2 separate regions of the Mus musculus genome follow, and region 2 is linked to region 1. A link is a loop called in an ENCODE intact Hi-C map of the cell type or tissue named here. Cell type or tissue: heart. All regions are shown on one strand. Each heading gives the region's core, and the rest is flanking DNA. Links, peaks and the distances in the headings are about the cores only. Region 1 holds the start of Ifit2 (interferon-induced protein with tetratricopeptide repeats 2). Region 2 has its middle 6.1 kb from the start of Fas.

Evidence for each region. Hi-C counts contacts between places; a loop is a spot of excess contacts. Peaks named below come from ENCODE experiments on the same cell type or tissue, not always from the same donor. Only the 100,000 strongest peaks of a DNase experiment are listed, where the experiment ranks them.
Region 2: it touches region 1 in a loop (2.4-fold over the local background); 1 of 42 quality-filtered maps calls a loop at or near these places.

Annotation. Positions count from the first base shown.
Region 1 is chr19:34,549,106-34,552,020 of GRCm38, reverse strand. Ifit2 (interferon-induced protein with tetratricopeptide repeats 2) reads right to left here and starts at 1,327. Exons shown (of 3, transcript NM_008332.3): 1 at 999-1,327. In heart, for the core only: CTCF peaks have their summits at 927, 1,250 and 1,459; a DNase peak (open chromatin) is centred at 1,380; H3K4me3 peaks cover 1,191 bases; H3K27ac peaks cover 1,272 bases.
Region 2 is chr19:34,283,053-34,285,967 of GRCm38, reverse strand. No RefSeq gene overlaps it. Among named protein-coding and RNA genes, the nearest start is that of Fas, 6.1 kb to the left of the region's middle. In heart, for the core only: a CTCF peak has its summit at 1,270 (motif pointing right); a DNase peak (open chromatin) is centred at 2,177.

The DNA of each region.
Region 1 (2,915 bases), core at 149-2,648:
ATGACCCTGTGTATTTTTCATGCTCAGAGTATCTTGATGGTCCTATCTCCTCCTGCATGGTCTTTTCAGCCACTGCCTTACTCTTTTGAATAGCACACTTCTCAGGGTGCCAACGTGTTCTAATTTTTCCTTCTGTTGTCTCGGAGTCTTTGTTAACATTTTACTGAAGTATAAGTGTGATTCAGGCGCATGGCCTCCTGAGCAGTTGCTGTCCTGATGCTATTTACACTGCTTGCTTTCAGCACTCCCAAATACTTTCCTCATGAGGACACAAATACCTCATTGTGCCTTCTTCATCTCTGAACTGCACCCTAATTTGAGATTCCCAGTCCCTACTTCTAACGTTTACCTCTCTTCTTCCTTTACCAACATTTAAATCCAGAAAATATTTTAGAAAGAAGAAAGAAAGAAAGAAAGAAAGAAAGAAAGAAAGAAAGAAAGAAAGAAGGAAGGAAGGAAGGAAGGAAGGAAGGAAGGAAGGAAGAAAGAAAGAAAGAAAGAAAGAAAGAAAGAAAGAAAGAAGAGAGAGAGAGAGAGAGAGAGAGAGAGAGAGAGAGAGAGAGAAGGGGGGCAGGGAGAGGGCGAGGGAGGGGGAGGGGGGGGAAGAAAGAAATTCATTGTGTCCACTCTATCTCCACAGAGAGGAATTCCTACATCAGCTGTCATTTTAAAACACCAAACCTGAGGAACACAGGGAGGTTGGGGAGGGGGAGAGACCATTACACAATAACATGTTAATAGACTTACAGAGTTGAGAGGTTGTGGGACATTAAAAAGGTTTCTGTAATTTCTGGTGCATTCCTTCTCAAATAAACAACCGGAAGTAAAAAAAAAAAAAAGCTGTTTTTGAAAGCCTTTGAGTGAGCTGAGGGTGGGTTCTGGATAAAAGAGTGACTAGATATATAGCTTAGGACCCAGAGTCCACCACGCGCCCCTAGTGGACAGCCCAGGAAAACAAAAGTTGCGTCCACCCACATTTAAGAGCGACGACCACCTACCTCTAAGTCTCATCTTGGTGCATCTTGCTGATGGGTAAAAAAGCATTAACTGCAGAAGGCCAGAACTTGCTTTTCGGCAGAATGGACGCTGGCGAAGGGTGCGTGGCCAATGACTCCTGACTGCCGGGTGCCGGATGTAACCCCTACCCACACTTGGTGCTTTGAGGGATCTACTACTAGACAGGGCTACTCATTAAAAATATCTTGCTTCACTCTCTTTCCTACATATTTGCAGCGTTAGTCGGGTGTGGCTGGAATACCTTAGTCCTTTGGGGGACTCCCCGCTGTTTCCTAAAGTGAGCTCCATCTCGCTGGGTCCCCACATCACTAAGGGCGGGAAACTGCACTCACCCAGGCAACCTGGCTCGACTACAGCTCCCAGGGAGCTTTGTTTTGGGGTGGTACTCCATCTTAGCGCTGCTTCCTCCCACTGTGTCCTGCTATTGTCGCCAGAGGGTGCCCTTCTCCGCCGCTTTTAGCTTTATTATCCCTAGATGCTAAATTTGAGAGTTTGCAGCAGAAATACTTCCGGAATTGGGAGAGAGACGGTTTTATCCATTCTTCCAGGAAGCTCCCATGAATTTTCCAGCCTCTGGGTCTTGGTGCTCCAGCCCAGCTCTAGCATAGAATTCTCCTTGCACAATGCAAGACCAGACAGGATCCTTTTCTGTCCTTTCCTATTTTTAATGTTTACTGATGTTGCTAACTGAAGCGGATTAATTCGCAGACTGTAATATTCTGGACAGCAGAGATAATACCTAGTTGATTCTTAGAGGATGGTTCACTCATTTCCAGTTTCCTAATAGTCCATCTTAGTGAGGGACATGATCCTGAATTGAATTCCTGGATTTAAATTGAAATTGAGACTCAACTGGCTTAGGGGAGATGACTTCAGGGGCTTATATCACTTGACTTTAAGCCCTAGGATCTGAGCTGGGATGGGATTTTAATCCCAGGGAAAGTAAAAATCGACTCCTGCAAGTGGTCCTCTGACCTCCGTGTGGCACCCTTGATAAATGGATGGATGGATGATAGATAGATAGATAGATAGATAGATATAGATCCAGATAGATGGATAGAATGAAAGATAATGACATTCAAAGTCCTTTAAAAGAAAGTGAGGTTCCAAGGCTAGGATGTAGCTCAGTGACAGAGCTCTTGCCCATGACACTGGCTTCTGTCCCTAGGACTGAAAGGAGATAGGGGATGGGGAAAGGAAGAGTTTTAGCAGTGAACTGTCATTCTAAGGATCCATCATACCCCTCCCTGTTGCCTGGTGGTTAAACACTTCGGTCTTGTCAATTTAGTTTCTCTTCTAAATTGAGTCCCCCCCCCTCCCCCTCCCCCTCCCCCTCCCTCTCCTCCTCCTTCTCTTCACAGGCGATGAGACATTTTAATCTAATAGTGGTACTTAACACTACACAGGGAGTCACAGCTCCCAGAGGATCCCTAAAGGCCAAAGGAAGATCCAGAAATATCTAGAGTTGCTGGTCCCCTGCCTGTGGGAACAGGGGTCAGAAGGTGGCAAAGCAGGGGCCTTCCTGTCACTCATAGATCCAGTCCTGTGCACAACTCTTGAAGTCCACCAGCTCCTTGGGCTGAAACCACAAGCTGGGCTCTCTACAGAACCATTCTTACCAACTTGGATGCAAAAGTCTCCTCGGATGGTCACAGGCTTAGAGTGAGTGGGGTTGGTCTCTGTTAGCATCACCGAGACTGTCTTCACAACATTCAGTCCCTCCCAGACCACAGCACACATGACCAACGGTGAGTGTACCTTCATTACCATCAGGCCTGGTGGGCTCCAGCGGGAGCTTGTGGGAGAGATCATCAATCAATTTGAACAGAAGGGATTCCTCCTGTTGGTATGAAATTTGTGCGGGCTTTGGAGAACCTTCTCAAAGAGCGCAGCGTTGA
Region 2 (2,915 bases), core at 292-2,791, 270 kb after region 1:
TCTTTTCTCCTCCTTCCTAGTAATGAGACTTCCAGGATGGGTCTAGAAAAACTGCTCAACCCCTCTGTCCTTGACTATCTGATAAGAGTGTTGTTTTTTTTTAAAGATTTATTTATTTATTTATTTATTTATTTATTTATTTATTTATTTTATGTATGTGAATACACTAAAGCTGTCTTCAGACACACCAGAAGACGGTGTCGGATCCCATTACAGATGGTTGTGAGCCACCATGTGGTTGCTGGGAATTGAACTCAGGACCTCTGGAAGAGCAGTCAATGCTCTTAACTGCTGCTCCATCTCTCTAGCCCCCATGAGTGGCTCTTTTAAGTCAGTGCTTTCCAGGGGACGAGAAACAGGATCACTAGAATAGAGGATAAATGGATGGCTGGAGAAGTGATACAGAGATGATACATCTTCTGGAATTGGTTCACATGATTGCCTAGTGTGATGTGCCTAGAACCTATAGTGCATATTGACCAGATAGAGACTCATGAAAGGGTTGTAGTTCAAATCCAAAGGCTGGTAGGACTCCTCCCTTTCTCAATCATAGTCAGGCTTTTTCATGAGTTTCTTGGAGGACACCTAGTCACATTGTTAAGGGCCATAATTTTACAAAAAGCCTGTGGATTTAGTTTGAATTTCATACAAAATAGAGTATCACAGAAACATGAACCGTGATTGACTAAATATTCGGGCACCACAGTCTAGACAATGTGACAGATAATATTAACCATAACAGCAAAGTTGACACCAAATGTAGAACCAGGGACTCTGCTTGGCCAAGAAAAACAACATATCACATTCCATTGGAATTAACCTTGGCATCATTTGCTGGAAGCAACTGAGACACAAACTCTTTCTCTCTGGATTTGACATTGGATAAACATACTCATGAGATGCACTGTTGGTACAGTTGGTTGTGGAGAAAGCCCCGTGGTTTGACAGATTGAAGCTCACTCACACTGAGAGGATGTCACATGGAGAGGTGGGGCCTGGGGCTCCACCTGACCCCTGAATGACTTATCTTTAGGATTGAAACTTGGCCTCCCCACACTGCCTAACCAGTAAATTCTCAGTTTTTGTAAAAGCTAGATTCTTACAACTCTAAGTTTCTTCGTGTGCTATTAAAACTTATGGTTAGTGTAAGAAGTCCCTTTTTACCAAAAGTAATTGCTTAATGTTTGCTATTTTGTTTTCAGAGTTAAATAAGGAAAATTGCCTAGATGGTACCTTTAAGACACAGAGAGTCTCTACAAAATAAATCTTCTGTCACTAGAGGGCATCATTGCTTACACTGACCAAAGGACGTATCAGATTTTCTATTGACCAATAAAAAATGTATTTCGGGGGTCACAGGAGTTCCTGTGGTGGTGGCTAGGCAGTGTAGCTCTGTCCGTTGCACGCATCTTCCACGCAGCGCCGCCACGATGCTCAAGAGGAAGGTTAGCGAGGATGAAGAGCCAAGCCCAAGCTCTGCTCTGTGGCTGTAGACCAAGCTTTCCCCTGCCAAGGTGGACGGGAAGCTTAAAAAGGCTGCCAAATCAGCCAAAAAAAAAAATGTCAACAAAAGGGAAGAGGAGAGCAAGAGGCAAAGTGACCAGCAAACTATAGATCTGCCTGCAGAAAAGGAAGAGACAGAAAACCATAGTCCAGCCTCAGACGAAGAGAAAGAAGCCAAGACTGATCTAGCATTCATCACATCTGTCATTCGTCCTCGCCCCTCCCTTCTTGTACAATCAGGAGGAATCGTTTTATCAACGATTTTGTAAACGCGAATTTTATAGTAGCTCTAGAAACATTTTTAAAAGGTGAGGGAATCCCACCTCATCCCATTTTAAAAGTGTAAATTTTTTTTTTTTTGGTACAACCAGAAAATAGCAGGGTATTGAATCAGGAGAGGCTATGACTGTCTCCAGGGTCACTATAACATTCTGTAGAAGGGTCTAGTTTCATATCCTACAATACAAAGCATACTAAATGGCAATTTGGAGTCTCAGTCATGCATTCATGTCTGGAATATTTTCAGTAATATCTGGTCTCGTGTCTCTAGTAGAACTGTTTCCTAAGGAAACCACTCCTTGTTCCTTCCCCTGTCAGAACTGTAATGTCTGTGGTCGTGGGAGTTCATTTCCCTAACAGTTGTGATAATGTGCTGTGAAAGACAGAAATTTTGTGTATGTTGTGTGTGTGTCATGTGAGGTCTTAAGGAAACTTGCCAAGTTTGAGGCAGGAACTGGAATAAGTTCAACGAGAAACAATACGTGGCATGGCTCTTCATTTGTGTACATGAACACGATGTGACTCTTCAGAGTTAGGGTACGTGAACATAATAAATATACATCTCTTCAAAGTTTGGGTATGTGTGTTAAGAATTGGAATGTCTAGCCAGCCAGTGGTGGTGCACAACTTTGATCCCAGCACTTGGGAGGCAGAGACAGGCGGATTTCTGAGTTCGAGGCCAGCCTGGTCTACAAAGTGAGTTCCAAGACAGCCAGAGCTATACAGAGAAGCCCTGTCTTGAAAAAAAAACAAACAAAAAAAATTAAAATGTCTGTGTACACTGCTCCTCAATAAAATCTCAGTTGTGAAAAAAATGTATTTATGTTCATAGACAGGGAAAAGGAAGAACTTTAACTTTGCAAGTAATCTGCAGTGAGGATCATACAGGCATTTTCACCTTTGGAAGATTATATTTCCCACAGGATGAAGAGACTATGTTTGCTTGCAATGTATTTAGCATAACTGAAAGCCAGATCCAAAGTACACATTGTTAGTCCCACCATGGCTTTACAAGTCAAACTATGTGAAGATAAATTAGCTGGATTCTGTGTCCTTTCCTGAGCTTCTTTGTGTACAAGCATGTCCTGAAGGGACAGCACGGCCCAAAGAAAAGTTCCCCAGAGCCTGACAGA